3 separate regions of the Mus musculus genome follow, and all the other regions are linked to region 3. Evidence: chromatin loops called from intact Hi-C (ENCODE). Cell type or tissue: heart. All regions are shown on one strand. Links, peaks and the distances in the headings refer to the core of each region. The heading gives the core; the rest is flanking DNA.

Evidence for each region. A loop is a pair of places that touch in the nucleus more often than their neighbours do. Peaks named below come from ENCODE experiments on the same cell type or tissue, not always from the same donor. Only the 100,000 strongest peaks of a DNase experiment are listed, where the experiment ranks them.
Region 1: a loop joins it to region 3, with 5 times the contacts of the local background. A loop is called at or near these places in 5 of 42 quality-filtered maps.
Region 2: a loop joins it to region 3, with 7 times the contacts of the local background. A loop is called at or near these places in 2 of 42 quality-filtered maps.

The regions. Positions count from the first base shown.
Region 1 is chr16:15,836,027-15,841,026 of GRCm38, forward strand. Prkdc (protein kinase, DNA activated, catalytic polypeptide) reads left to right here. Exons shown (of 86, transcript NM_011159.2): 83 at 6-207; 84 at 1,937-2,125; 85 at 3,059-3,198. Among named protein-coding and RNA genes, the nearest start is that of Mzt2, 25 kb to the right of the region's middle. In heart, for the core only: a CTCF peak has its summit at 2,616 (motif pointing right); no DNase peak of the experiment used is centred there.
Region 2 is chr16:16,356,149-16,361,618 of GRCm38, forward strand. It overlaps Dnm1l (dynamin 1-like), which reads right to left and starts at 2,883. Exons shown (of 21, transcript NM_001360008.1): 1 at 2,616-2,883. The coding sequence starts at 2,717. In heart, for the core only: a CTCF peak has its summit at 2,534 (motif pointing left); a DNase peak (open chromatin) is centred at 2,823; H3K4me3 peaks cover 2,054 bases; H3K27ac peaks cover 1,634 bases.
Region 3 is chr16:16,143,800-16,149,269 of GRCm38, forward strand. Spidr (scaffolding protein involved in DNA repair) reads right to left here and starts at 3,052. Exons shown (of 20, transcript NM_146068.4): 1 at 2,946-3,052. The coding sequence starts at 2,978. In heart, for the core only: no CTCF peak of the experiment used is centred there; a DNase peak (open chromatin) is centred at 2,982; H3K4me3 peaks cover 1,449 bases; H3K27ac peaks cover 1,293 bases.

The DNA of each region.
Region 1 (5,000 bases), core at 1-5,000, 310 kb before region 3:
CCTAGGCGGGCCTTTGTAAAGATGAGCACCAGCCCTGAGGCCTTCCTGGCACTGCGTTCCCACTTTGCCAGCTCCCATGCACTGCTGTGCATCAGCCACTGGCTCCTCGGGATTGGAGACAGACACCTGAACAATTTCATGGTGGCCATGGAGACAGGCAGTGTGATTGGAATTGACTTTGGACATGCGTTTGGATCAGCTACTCAGGTGTGTTGTGCTTAACTCTCACTCCTGACTTAGAATTGGAATATGCACTAGCCAGGATTCTCTAAAGGAGCAGAACTGATATAATGAACATATACATGGGATTTATTAGAGTGGCTTTAGACCATGGTTCAGCTAGTCTAACCATGGCTATCTTCTGACAGAAAGGGCAACAAGCCAGTACTTGTTCAGTCCAGGATGTCTCAGCAGTTCCAGTCAGGTGCTAGAGTCCTGGAAGATTCCTAGAGAGCTGCTAGTCTTCAGTTTGTGTTGGAATCCCAAAGAAGATTATATTATAGATTATAATAGCAGCAGAGAAATGCCTGGGCAACAGGATAGATGAACTTGCTAGCAAGACCTAGGGCCCTCTATACAGGCTGCCATCAGGTGTGGCCCAGATGTAGTATAAGAGTCTTCCCACCGCAAATGAGCCAATCAAGGAAACCCTCACAGGTGCACCCAGAAGCGTGGATTTTAGTTGATTCCAGAGGAAGTTGACAACCATGTGGCATTAACACCTCCAGAAATTAATTAAAGGAAGTTAAGTTGACTTTGGCATTGTTATGAAACCTGACACTTTTGGAAGAAACAAATAATCTCGCCCTCATTTTAGGCTCCTACATGACCTGTAAGTCATGGGAAACACAGTGATATGTAATCAGAGCTAAGAAGAAAAAGATATTATGTTGTTACAAACACGTATAACTAGAGTGTCTTATATAAAATGTCATTTAAGTTGTTTCTGTTGAGCTTCTGAGTCTCCCAGGCTCTGGGTTACTCCATAGAAGTTTATGCTTTGAGAGGGTAACACAATCTGAATTGATTATTCTTGGGTATAGGGATTCTCTAGCTGATTTTTAGAAATGTGAAGTACCTAGGTTTATGCTTATAACCTCAACACAAGGGAGGCTGGGACAGGAAAATGATTGCAAATTCAAGGCAAGCGTGGCCTTTAGTGTTAGACCCTAGCTTAAAAAACAGGACCAGTGCGATGGCTCAGTGGGTAAATGTGCATGCCAGCAAGCCTGGTGTCCTAAGGTCAGTGCATAGAACCCACATTATGGTAGAAGGAGAGAACCAGCCCCCGTTGGGACAGAATAAACATGAAAGGAAGGAAGGAAGGAAGGAAGGAAGGAAGGAAGGAAGGAAGGAAGGAAGGAAGGAAGGAAGGAAGGAAAAGGAAGGAAGGAAGGAAGGAAGGAAGGAAGGAAGGAAGGAAGGAAAGAAGGAAAGAAGATACCGTTTGTACCGTCACTAAAAGGAAAGGACCCCCTAGGGCGGTGCTTTATGTGCATTGTGCCTGTTCTCTTGAGAGCTCTGGTCCGTATATGTCATCGTCAGCACCACTATCATAAGGGGAGGAAAGGGTTTCTTTGGCTTACACTTCCACATCATAGCCCATCACTAAAGGCAATCAAGATAGTAACTCAAACAGGGCAGGAAACTGGAGGCAGAAGCTGATGCAGAGGCAATGGAGGGGTACTACTTACTGGCTTGTTTTACATGGCTTGCTCAGCCCAGAACCAACAGCCTAGGGATGGCACCACCCATAATGTGCTGGGACCTCCCCCATCAATCACTAATTTAAGAAAATATTGTACAGGTTTGCCCCATCTTATAGAGATATTTTCTCAATTGAGATTCCCTCCTTTCTGATGACTTTAACTTTCTGTCAAGTTGACATAAAACTATCCAGTACATGTACTTAGATATACTTTTTTCTCTTATTTAGTTTCTTCCAGTCCCTGAGTTGATGCCTTTTCGTCTAACCCGCCAATTTGTCAGTCTCATGTTGCCAATGAAAGAAACGGGTCTCATGTGCACGGTCATGGTGCATGCACTGAGGGCTTTCCGCTCTTGTGCAGGTCTGCTCACTGACACCATGGAAATTTTTGTGAAGGAACCCTCCTTTGATTGGAAGGTACATTTTGGTTTTGGACAGACATGCTCATGTCTCCTTTGGATTGTGAAAATACATCATTGTATTTACTGAAATGTTTATATTATTTTGTGCTACATTTCTCAAAACTAACCTAAAAAAAAATCATATAAAAAGCAAAACATTTATTTGGAGGAAACATACTACTATGTTTAGTTTGCGCCTAACTGGAGGTGACAGTATCGACCCATTAGTAACATTAAGTACGAATTCTGTTTTCATACACAATTTGTTGCTCTGATTGTTGTTTTAATTATAAACAGGGTCTTACTCTAGCCTGGGCTAGCCTAGAACTTTCCACATAGCCAAGGCTGTCCTCGAACTCAAAAGAATCTCGTCTCAACCTCTTGATTTCTAAAATTATAACAATCCTCCTCCGAACCTACAACTTTTGAAAAGAAATGTTTAGTTTTTATGAGTGTTTTGCCTGCAGGTATGTAAGTGCATCATATGCATGCAGTGCCCACAAAGTCCAGAAGAGGGAGCACCTGAATTAGAATTACAGAAGATGTAACCAATGTTTCTGGGACCTGAATGCTGGTTGGTCCTCTGTAAGAACATCAAGTGCTCTTAATCCTTGAACCATCTCTCCAGCCAACAACAACCTTTGATTTAAAAATCATTCCATGTGAATTTTTCCTTAATTTCCTTATCTAAGAACAGATAATGCTGTTTGACTCAATTATCCAGACTATCCCCGAAAGCATTAAGCTCATCTTTTTATGTGGACTTCTTCTCACCTCTCTGCATCGCATGATCATGGTGATATGTGCCATGTCAGTGTCTGACTAGAAAGCTAGAGAGCTGTTCCAGTTATAGATCTTTGTTTTAGGGTCATTACTTGGTTTAATGTTTTTTAATGTAATTTGTATATGCTATTATAATAAGTAGAAAAAAATGTGTTTTTTCCCTTAGAGTTTTGAGCAGACAATGCTGAGAAAAGGAGGATCATGGATTCAAGAAATAAATGTAACGGAAAAGAATTGGTATCCACAACATAAAATACGCTATGCTAAGAGAAAGTTAGCAGGGGCCAACCCAGCTGTTATAACTTGGTAAGACTTGTGAATGCAGAATCAGTGTGTGTTCAAAAGTGCAAAGCACTTCACACACTTCTGAGCAGTATGGCACTTCACTGTGTAGATGGAGAAAGTGACTCTTAGGGCGGCTTTACCCCTCCAAGCCCAGCCTGCAAGGACTGGGCTCACACCCTTGTCTGTTTTGTGCTTCTGTACAGTCAGCACCAATAGGAGAACTAAGGTCATGCCATAATATTGTTATGCATATGAGGCTTGGAACTCATATTTGCCTTTGTACTTTATAGGGCATTTGGCCCACTTGATCCTGATGAACACTAGTGTCAGGCATTTGACTACTATCTCATAGTGAAAACACAACGTGGGCTTCTCAGGTAGGAACCTGAGCTGCATTGACCTTTAGGTTTGCTTGAAGTTTTTAAAAATTGAAATCTAAAGTAAACAGAAATGTGGAGGTATTATTCCTAGGAAGTAAAAACCTTAGACTTCAGTTCTGAGCAGTAGTAAGATGTACTCTGTAATTGACTTGATTTTTCACAATAGTGTCAGATCTATACAGTGACTGGTGCTAGTAAGAGAATGAGCTGCAGAAATCAATTCAAAGTCTATCAGACTTAAATGTAAAACATTAAGTTGATCTTCATGATGGCACTTGGCTGTGACATAACATTGCTAGGCATGACCCCAGAAGCACGAGGAAGACCAAGACACACAAGCTGGACTTGAGAATTCCCAGCTGTGCTTTACAGGGTGTAGGCAAGAACAGAGGAGGACTGGGACAGTAAGTGAGGGTTCCTGAGCTAATCTAAAAGCACAAGGCCTGGCTTCAATTCCCAGAGCTAGATTTTGTTTTAAAATTAGGGTTGCAGAAATGACTTAGCAATAAGAGTGCTTGTTGCTTTTCTAGAGCATACATGTGCATGAACAAGCAAATAAATTTAAAAAAAATTTTAAGAAGTAGGGCTAGAGAGATGGCTTGCCATTAAAGAGCATTGTTGGTCTTTGAAAGAGCCTGGTTTGGTTCTTCCACCTCCAATCATCTGTACCTCCGGTTCTAGGGAACCTGAAGCCCCTTCTGTCCTCCTCAGACATAGGCATCATGCAGTGTACATAATGTGCAGGTAAAACATCCATACACATACAAAGAGTCATCTCTTTAAAAATAAAAAAAGCGGGGCAGGGCTGGCAACATGGCTCAGCGGATAAGAGCACTGACTGCTCTTCCAAAAGGTCTGAGTTCAAATCCCAGCAACCACATGGCATGGTGGCTCACAACTACCCATAGTGAGATCTGATGCCCTCTTCTGGTGTGTCTGGACAGTGTACGTATGTATAATAATAAATAAATCCTTGGGCCATTGTGAGTGGGCTGACCAGAGTGAGCAGGTTGACCAGATTGAACAGAGGTCCTAAATTCAATTCCCACAACCACGTGAAGGCTCACAACCATCTGTACAGCTACAGTGTACTCATATACATAAATAAATCTTTTTTTAAAAAAAAGGGCAGTCCACATATTGACAGAAATCTTCAAGTCATATTATTTGAGAATAGATTCATGCCTAAAATAAGTTTATGAGTTTTTTAAAGGCACGGTGTGGGGCCAAGGGGTGATAGAGAGACAGCTCCGTAGTTAAGAGCATTGCTCTTTCAGAGGGCTAGAGTTCTAGTTCTCATTTTACAAACCTTATAACCACTTGTAATTCCAACTCCTAAAGATCTGATGTCCTCTTCTGGACCCTGGAGGCACTCACAAGCACAGACACAAATCTCTAAAATAATTTTCCTTAAAACCCAGTGTGGTGATACAAACCTGTAAT
Region 2 (5,470 bases), core at 213-5,212, 210 kb after region 3:
CTATCACCTTGCACAAAAATCTAACTGCAAATGGATCAAAGACCTAAATGTAAAATCTGAAACCCTGAGACTGCTAGAAGAAAACGTGGGCAGTTCCTTACAGGATATAGGTAGAGAAAATGAGTTTCTGAATAGGATTCCATTTGTCTAAGAATTAAAACTAGCAAGTGGGACCTCATAAAACTAAAAAGCTTCTGTAGAACAACTGAAGAGAAAATTCATAGGATGGGAGAGAATCTTGCCAGCTATATTGCTGAGGGAAACTTAATATACAGAAGATATAAAGAACTGAAAAAAAAAAAAAAAAAACCTCAAGGGTCAAAAAAACTCATTCAAATAATGGACAATAGTTTCTCAAAAGAATCTATTCTTCTGTTCTCAAAAGAATAAGTCAAAATGGCTAAGAAATGTTGATTTAAGTGAATTAAATTAAATTTTAGATAGTAAGATCATCAAAGCTGAGTTTCAAAGGCCTTCCTTCTTCCCTCCATTACTCCTCTACTGGCTAACACTGTTGTGTGTAAGAAAGCCCATCTTGATTTTAATCTCTTTAATCTGATTCACTATATCCCTGATTCTTTTACTGGTTAAAATGTACTTGGAAATCTCTTAAGAGTATAAGGTTTCTGCTCTAAAGCTAGATCACAATTCTTGATTGTTATGAAAGAAAATTAACTAAGTCATCTTTTCTCATTTTATTTACAAAAAATAGTTCTTATTATAAAAGTCCCAATGAAGAGATACTTCAGCAGTTAAGAGAACTTGTTGCTCTTGCAAAGGACCTAAGTTCAGTTCCCAGCATGTTCATGGCAGTTCACAACCATTTGTATGGCAAGTTCCAGAAGATCAGTTGCCTTCTTCTGGCTTCCAAAGGAATTAACAGGCATTTGATACATATACATATACATAAACACAGGCAAATATTCATAAAGTAAAAATTAACTTAAAAACTAAATATCTCGTTACAATGAATAATATGCATCACTGAAAATCTTCTATAAGATCGCAGGAACAAAATACCAAAACAAACAAAAAACCAAATAGTACACTTGATAATTTGGTCTTCGGGCACAGCCAACATCAAGTGTTAATGCTGGATTATGCAGACATGACTGTCCGAAAACTATCTATGCCAACCCAGCAAATGGCCCCAAAATAATTCCTACTGCTTTAAATATTTAAAGGCCAATAATAATAATAAACTACAGGATGGTTTGAAGTATATGGATATCCTCTAATTTATTTCTTCTTATAATATTTATACACTTTCTGTAGTTAAGATGTAGCCATACAACCCATGGAAAACAGAGAAATCACCCATCACCTCAGAAGAAAAGAATATTAACAAATGGGAGCACCTAAAAGTATGTTTATAAAGGGGCTGGGGAGATGGCTTGGAGGTTAAGAGCAAAGGCTGCTCTTTTAGAGGACCTGGTTTCCAGCACCCACATGGCATCTCACAATCATTTGTAACTCCAGTTTCGGGGATCATATACTTTCTTCTAACCAGCACCAGGGAAAACACTCACATCATAAAAATTAAAAAAAAAAAAAATTCTGGGCATGGTAGTTTTTCAGTCAAGGGAGCTGAAGCAGGGGGAGTGCTATGAGTTTCAGCCAATTCAGGTAACAAGGTAAATTCTTAGCCAGCTTGAAGTACAGAGTAGGGCTCATCTCAAAAACAATTCTCGCCAGGTGTAGTGGCACACGCCTTTAATCCCTGCACTCGGGAGGTTGAGGCAGGCGGATTTCTGAGTTCGAGGCCAGCCTGGCCAAAGTGAGTTCCAGGACAGCCAGGGCTATACAGAGAAACCCTGTCTCGACGCCCCCCCCCCAAAAAAAAACAAAAACAAAAACAAAACAAAACAATTCTCCCCAGGAGGATAGAGGCACTGAATGGTCTTCCAGAAGTCAATTCCCAGCAACCACATGGTGGCATGGTGGCTCACAACCATCCATAATGGGATCTGATGCCCTCTTTTGGTGTGTCTGAAGACAGCGACGGCGTACTCACAAACATTAAAACAAACAAAACCAACAAAAAACGCCCTCCTCCCCTAAAGTTCTGTTGCTCCTCTTCAGTTCAAAGCAGGCATTTTTTTAAAAAATGAAACTCACATATCTCTGCTATTCTAGATATCTATTCAACATTCTTTCATACAAAATTTGGACTTATCGCCAATACCCCACATAAGGCCTGAGAACCTTATACCAAATTTGGGTCACAGTAACAAAATTACAAACACCAAAGTCATGGTGCTCCTTCCTAACTTTAGGCCTCCAACTACACCCGGGATTTTCTTTTAATCTTATTTTTACTTTGTAATAGCTCCGTGGGCCACCGACTCACCACTAGCTTGCTGCCTGTCTGCTCACAGCAACTCCTGAGTCCGTCGCGTCCTCAGCGGCCGGAAGGAAGCGACAGCCGCCCACACGCCCGCCCGCGCGTCCCCCGAGTGCCCTTGGGCCAAGCCGCGCCGGGCTGTAGGCTGCAGGGCCACTCAGTCCCGCTGAGCGCCCGGGAGCAGAGCGGAGCGCCGAGCTGCCGGCCTCCTCCTGGCGACACCTGCAGGCCTGCGGCCGAGCCAGGCCTCGCAATCGCGGCCTCATCTTACCTGCGTTCCCACTACGACGATCTGAGGCAGCTGGATGATGTCCGCACCCACTGTGTTGAAGACGTCCTGCAGCTTATTGATGACCGGGATCAGCGCCTCCATGACCCCCGAAACACTGGACCCCCAACCCAGCAGGCCACTGCAATGAATGGGGACTCGACCCACAGCCCGCTTGCTTCCTCTTCTCCTCCGCCCTTTCCTCGGGAGCCCGCACCCATTGGGCCGGGCCAGCACCCAGCCCGCTCCCGGCAGGCCACGCGCCACGACAGAGGTGGGCGCGCAAAGGCTGCCGGGAGATGTAGTTCAGGCTGAGTGGAACGCGAAGGCCTATTCTAGAAGGTTTCAGGTATCGACCTGAACTGGGCGGGTAAGGAAGCTGAGACCGTGAATCTGAGTCTACTATAGTCAAAATGCTAGCTAACAGCTAGATGAATAATGATTGTTAGAGTGTTATGTATGAGTATGCCTCCAGGAGTTGGGACACACCAATTTTATGGACAACCATGGAAGACTTAGACAAAAGGTTAACAAGGTCTGTACTACATAGTGAAATCCTGTGTTTATAAGAAGGGATAGAGTCGCCGGGCAGTGATGGCGCATGCCTTTATCCCAGCACTTGGGAGGCAGAGGCAGGCGAATTTCTGAGTTCGAGGCTAGCCTGGTCTACAGAATGAGTTCCAGGACAGCCAGGGCTACACAGAGAAACCCTGTCTCGAACCCCCCCCCCCTTCCAAAATAGGGATAGAGTCTATTAATTAACCAATGTCATTTCCTTATGAGAAGTACTACTTTATGAAGAGCAATCAAGGAAACTATAGGAAAACTTAAAAGAATGTCTCCAGACATTTCTACCGCTCCAGCCTACCCACCAAGAGAGTTTATCTGGTCAAAGTTCTGAGAGTGAATGATAAGCCCTTAGAACTAGACATTCGTATCACACACACCAACTACGACTTAAGGTACAATGCAGAAATGAAGGCAGAAAGAATATAAGAAACCAAGGATTGAGCAGCTGTCATCTACTTACAAAGCTGTAGTTGTAGCCTGAATACATAGCACTATATACCTGCACAAGATTGGGCCCTCCAGCTATCTATCATAGAAACAGGAGGTGCCCATGAAGCTCCATTCTTTCTAAAGGAGCAGTAACTGTGAATGTTTGCTGGAGTTGGGGATTAGCTTTTTCTATTAGTATACCCACTAGGACTAATAGGTGGGAAGAAGGAGTCCTAGAAAGGAAGGGGGAATATCAGAGGGTAATGAGGGTACCAAAATAATCACAATATACTGGATTTTAAGACTGTTAAACATAAATAAAACAGTAACTCAGAGCCACAAACTCCCCAGCCTGAGAGGAGTGAAAAGCCAAGCAAAACTTGTTGCTATCTATTCATGATAGCCATGAGCACTCATAGTCACAAAGTTGTGGATTGTATAACTGGAGGGGTTACTTACCATTCACCTGCAACATATGCCATAGGAGACAGGCTTTACTGTTCAGAACACAGATGGTGGCTGGTTAATAAGTTTTGAAAAACACATAAATGAAAGACTCTGAAGATCCAGAAGTGATTTTTGGACATCTTGGCAAATGTTGTGACCTTCCCTTTTGTCTTTTAAAAACAAAGATTTCAGAATCCAAAACCAAGTGCAGCAGCATATATGTAACCTCAGACTGAGAAGGCAGAGGCAAGAGTCAGCTCTATTGTCTCCATAGTGAGCTCCAGCCTAGCCAGAGATAAATAAAGTACCCTAGGAAAAATGATGCATTTATACTTGATTTTCCTTTGTCTTTTACTGTGTGCTAAGAGCTAGTTTGGTAAAATTGATATACATACATATTACCAAAGCCAACATGTCATAGATTGGTATGGTATATGTTCCTACTCAAATTATCTTTTCTCTGGTAACAGAACACATATAGTCTTATATATTATCATGTAGCTTTTTGTAAGAGAAAAAATAATCCCACAGGCAGTGCTTAAGAAAGTCTACCAGTACATTACTGCCAGGATTGCCCAGAGCAATCAGACATAAGAGGAAAGAAACAGGAAGGGATGAGGCCTAAATATTATTACACACACACACACACACACACACACACACACACACACACACACACACACACAAAGATAATCTGAAAGTAGACACAGGCCCCCATTCCTAACTCAGGTGCAGGTACTATCTCCAATTGATAACTGCTCACAAAAAAAAAAAAAAAAAAAAAAAAAAGGTTTCTCCAAGGGAGTTTCTTCTTCAGAGGTGTTTTCTGAGCCTTAGTGAGGGATGTGAGTTTGTGTGTGAGTGTATATGTGCATGTATGCATATATGTTTACATATGTGTAAATGTGTGTGTGTGTCCAAGGTGGTGGGGGTGATAAAATGCTCCTTTTGCAGCTCAATGCTTAGTTTTTATTCCCAACACTCTGGCCAGTTTTAGTCTTTGTATTGCCTGCTGCCTGCTGCAAAAAGCTTCTCTGGGCACGATTAAAAGCAGCCAACATTTATGGCTGTTAACTTAAGTATGTAGAAGGAAATTTGACAATATGACCATTTAGTAAAACAACTATTACTTTCTAAGCCATAGATTCTTAATAGGATTAGAATATAAGGCATAAAATGTTCTCCTGTAGAATATTCAATCAGAAAGACATTACTTATGTTCTAATAGTTGCGCAATTATTGTATGACCTGGCACACCTTGCCTGGCAGCTCAGTTCTGTAGCATACAGGGTTGAAGACTAGGTATGATCATTAATGTATTTTCTTGCCCAAAAGCCTGGGAAATATAAAACCTGGACACCAGGGAATTTCCTGGACAGTTTAGGATTGACTTTTTTCTTGCAGTCAAAGTT
Region 3 (5,470 bases), core at 185-5,184:
TCCCTCCCATAGGAGATCTGGGAACCCAGTAGAAAAGGGAGAGGAAAGATTGTGGAAGTCAGAGGGGACAGAGGACACCAGGAGAACATGACCCAACTAAGTAAGATTCACATAAACTCACAGAGACTGAAACAGCAAGCATGGGGCCTTCATGGGTCTGCAGCAGGTTCTCTGCATATATGTTATGGCTGTTAGCTTCATGGGTTTGTGGGACTCCTAACAATGGGAGCAGGTGTGTCTCTGACTCTTTTGCCTATGCTTGGAACTCTTTTCTTCCTATTGTTTCCTTGTCCAGCCTCTATACGAGGGCTTTCATCTTGTCTTTTTTAATCCTGTCTTGTCCTGTTTGACTGTTACCTCTTGGAGGCCTGCTCCTTTCTGAAGATGAAATGAAGAGGGAGTGGTTCTGGGAAAGAGCAAAGAGGTAGGGGATATCTGGAAGGAGTCCAAAAAGGGGAAACTACCAATAGCTGGCATTTCAGTACAAGGCAAAACATAGTTATAATACTCAATACTCAGTAATTAAATGCCAGAACCAGAAAGAAAACTGGATTCAATAAGGACACAAAAACATTGTAGGTCCCTCAAACTGAAGTGAAGATAAACTGAAATTTCAATAACATAACTGGAAAACTCAAAGGAAAGCCTAACAAGTAGAAATGAATCAAACAGAGGACAGAAGATCGGGACTGGAAGACAAAGTAGGGACTCTAAACCCCCCAAAAAGCAAAGAGTATGAATTTTTTAACTCACAGGAAAGGAATACACCAAGAAATCTGGGATACAATGAAAAGATCAAGCTTTCAAATAATTGTAATAGATGCGGAAGAAGAATCCCAGGTGAATGCCATAGACCACAAGATCTTCTCCAAACTAAGGAAAAACACACTCAGACAAAAGAAACGAACAGAGCATGAAACACAAGTCCAGTAAAGAAACTATTCCAAGGCATAACGATGTAGTTAAAACACTAAGTATACATAACCTGCCATAAGCCCTGCTCCCTCCACCAAAAGCAAATTAATTAGCCAACCAGTTAATTAATTAAATGAAAGTCAGGTGTGGTGGCATATGCTACTTGTAATCCTAGAAATTGAAATGTAGATCAAAGATGAGTAATTCAGAGTCGGCCTGTGTGACATGAGATCCTGTCTCATTTGCTGTTGACAAAGTTGTGAGCCATCCTATGGAACTAACAAACTGAAACTTACCACAACCACCACCACCCTGGCCCCTACCTCAGTGAATTTGGGAGAAGACTTCTCTGGAGAAGTCTTGGGAGAAGCTACAACCATAAGCTTAAACTACAGTCAGAATCCTGATAGCAATACTTGTGGAAAGCTGCTTCACTTTTGAGACAATCTTTACATAACAGTTAAGTAACACAACTACTGAAAAGAAAAGCTATTGGAAACTAATAAAATGAAGAGGGCAGAAAGAAATAACAAAAACAACAGATTTCTAAGTTAGGAAAAATTGCTAGGGCCCTGATAAGCTAAACAAATGGTTTCATAACACACTGTAATTTCTTTATGCTGTAGTGACAGCTAAAAATCGCAGTCCAGGGCAAACTCTTAAAGTTGTGAAAAGGCGCCGGGCATGGTGGCGCATGCCTTTAATCCCAGCACTTGGGAGGCAGAGGCAGGCGGATTTTTGAGTTCTAGGCCAGCCTGGTCTACAAAGTGAGTTCCAGGTCAGCCAGGGCTATACAGAGAAACCCTGTCTCAAAAAACCAAAAAAAAAAAAAAAAAAAAAAAGAAGAAGAAGAAGAAGAAGAAGAAGAAAGAAAGAAAGAAAAGAAAAGAAAAGAAAAGAAAAGAAAAGAAAAGAAAAGAAAAGAAAAGAAAAGAAAAGAAAAGAAAAGAAAAGAAGCCGGGCGTGGTGGCGCACGCCTTTAATCCCAGAACTCGGGAGGCAGAGGCAGGAGGATTTCTGAGTTCAAGGCCAGCCTGGTCTACACAGAGAAACCTTGTCTCGAAAAAAAAAAAAAAAAAAAAGTTGTTGAGAATAGGCACAAAGTCAAAATTTGGAGCTGGGCAGTTAGGAGAAGTGAATGAGCAGCTATAAGAGTGAATCAGGACTTTAGGGACGCTTAAATAAATGTATACAGTTAGCAAGGGTATCGAGGGCTGCAAGAACTAATTTATGTTAGATGTAGAAATGTTTTAATTCCTTGATTTTTTCATCTTTTAGTCTTCCTGAAATTTAAATTAGTCTTTTAAATCATAAGTTATACGTGCTTTTACTCTCTAAATAAGTTACAAAGTTCACAGTGTCATCTTTCAAGGCTATCTGAGAAATAAGTACGAATGGTAGTGTTAAGGGAGTTTAGCATTTAGTGAAAGGAAGAGCAGGTGAGGGAATGAAGCACCGTTTGCTGTTCTAAATTTTGAGTATTATGAAATAATCATCTGTAAGTGAGGAACTTTGAAAAGGCAAAATATGATCCAAGAGAAACACAATGTCGGAGAAATGTAGAGGATCGCTTAAATTTCATCCATGTAACAGTTCCTACAACAGTGCCTACAGTATACAGGGACTGCGGGAGACACGGGAGAAGCACGCCTCTCAGAAAGTTTAGGCGGGAAAGCAAAGTGTAGCAAAAGATGCCTGGGACAGAAGAGATACTCCAATACCCACTACTGTCTTGGTGTGTTAAGCAACAAAATAAAACGGAGGCAAATGAACTGCCAGACGCCAGCTCACACTCACTCCGAATCAATTCGTCCTCCCTGTCAGCCACCCACCCGCTTGGTTCCCAGGACCATTCAGCAGACCTGGGCAGAGGCAGAGCGAGGGAACCCTGCCTAGACCGACCGCCACCAACGGGCTCGTGCCGGTCAGACTGGGCGCACCAGCTCCCTTCACCGGACCAGGGACAGGCACGAGAAGCCCACAGAGGTTACACGCCCGCCCTCTGCTTTCATAGCAACAGCACAGCGTACCTTGGACGTGCCGGGGCGGCGGGCTCCAGACATCTCCTACGTGCACAGTCTTCCTGCTCGCCGCCCCATCCGGAAGCCGCCCATCACGCGCCCCGCCCCCTTCCCTCTGGCGACGCCCCTTCCCGCGCCCCGCCCCCTTTCCTCCGGAGACGCCCCTTCCCGCGCCCCGCCCCTTGCGAAAGCCGTCGTCTCAAGTTCCACGGGCTCAAACTGAGGGAGCTGCTGTCTAGGCTCTTCCTCTCGCTCTTTAGGGAGCCTGAGAGCTGATCTACAGGTCATCCTCTCTCCTAGCTAAGCAAAGCCTTAGAGCAGTAACCAGTGATGTGTTAGAATAGCGGGTCACCAAGAAGCACACTAGGCCCAGGCAGTTCAACGTGAAGAGGTTTTATTGAGAGGGAGAGATAAGGGAGTGGCAGAGAGAGAAGAGAAGAGAGCGAGGAGGGGGTGTTCTCCTTATTTATATGGAAAATGATGTAACACAAGTAAGGGTGGGAGGTGAGCCAAGTGAGTTCTGGGATATGGTGGTCGTTGGCTTGGCAGCCGTAAACTAGAATTCAATAATTATTGTTAATTAGTAATAAAACATAAGTAAGCCAGGAAAAGGAATAGTACTTCTCTAACTAATGAGGAATTCTTAAATATAAAATTCATAAATATCAAGAGCAAAGATTTCCTATTTAAAAAAAAAAACTATAGGAACACTAGTTGGATTTGTTATAAAGTAGGTTTCACATACTATAGATCTGGGAAAAGCCAGAGAGCTTACATTCTTAAATTTCTAGATGCTGGTTCAGGGAACATTTTAATGTGGAAGATGAAGCCGTTCCTTGGATGTTTTAAAGCGCTAGGACATAGTTGTCTATGTATGTTCAAACCAGCAGGACAGAGAGCTGCTACTTGAGTGGAAACTGGATTAACAGGGTTTCTAGTGTCGAAAAAAACACTAAATAAGTCCTTGTCAAGAATGTGTTTGCATGGGACTTAAGTAGAAACTAGATTAGCGGAGGCATATTCTATAAAGATATATATTGAAGAAAATATTAAATAAACTATATTGTTGAAAACTTGGAGTGGACAATGGAAAGGATTCTCAGAAAGTTGTATTTACAGATGTGTACAGAAGAGGAGCTTAGAGCCTGGGTGGTGACTTTATTCTCTAACTGAAAGATAGGCAGAGTGGGAAACAAGGCCCTTAATGAATTAAAAATACTACTGCAAGTGGAGCAGTTTTTGATATGCCATTCTGCAAAGGGGGACTACAGCATAGGAGAAAAAAGGACAAAATGACTGGCTTACTGACGTAACACAAGACAGTGGGGTTTTCTGTCTGCTTTGGGTTTCTGTTTGTTTCTTCCACTGGTTAGCTTGTTTGTTTGTGTTTGTTGAGACAGGGTCTCTCACTACTTAGCCCTGACTATCCTAGAACTTACAGTGTAGACCAGGCTAGCCTCAACTCAGAGATTTTCCTGTCTCTGCCTCCTGAGTGCTGAGATTACTGCTGTGCACTACCGCACATGGCAAAATAATATTTGTTTTGTTGTTGTTTGTTTGTTTTTAAAGTCCGAGTTGCAAAAAAAAAAAAAAATCCTGCCCTTCTTTTCCCATGGGCTGATATTTTAGAGAATTACAATTTTCCCAAATTCCCAAAAGTAGTGAATTCAAGGCTGTCTTAGGCTACGTGAAAGGAAACACCAAGTTTAGTTTTCTCTTGGAATAGTTTTCTTAGTCTTTCTAGAATATGTGGTTTTGCTATTGGTTTGTAGTCCTTCTGCAGCACTAATACAATGCTAGCTTGTCACTTCCTCTTATAACTCTCACCTTCCCTGAATATTTCTATCCAAACTTTTATAGATATAGATGTGAGGTCTACTGGAGTGTTCCAGGAATGCCTGCTGAAGTATATAGGTTCTTGTGTCCTACTGCAATGAATTGGACCATGGCTCTGTGATTAGAAATACAGATATAGTCTATGTAAAAATTTGAAACACTCCCAAGAATGAGAGTGAGCTACAAACAAACAAACAAACAAGTGTGTTCCAGATACACTGGGTCAGAGGCCTATCACTTTTTATGGGTTATGTACAATATTCATACAAGTTTGGGCTTTCAATGAATATATTCCATTTGTTGAATGAATACCAGGTTGGGGGTGGCTTCTTGCCATTCTCTGCTTATTGATTTCTTTTATATATTAATATTGATATAATTTTCTCTAGTCTGTTCTCTCCTGCCATAATTCCTTCCTGAGAGCTGGGATCCCAAATGTCTTTTTGGCAAGCACAATTATGATCAATGAATCCTCTACAGCCAATTCCAGGCTGAGAGGCGCAGACCTACCTAAAAAGGACCACAAAACTCCCAACCTTATCTGTTGATTGGGAAAGAGACTATGTATTTTCTATAGAAGGAAATAGTTGGAATCCTGCACCACAGAGAGTTTAGTTTGAAATGGTTGCATGTCCTAGGTGACACAAATTTTACAAGATTGAAATGCTAGGCTTAAGCAAGAATAAGATGATTATGTA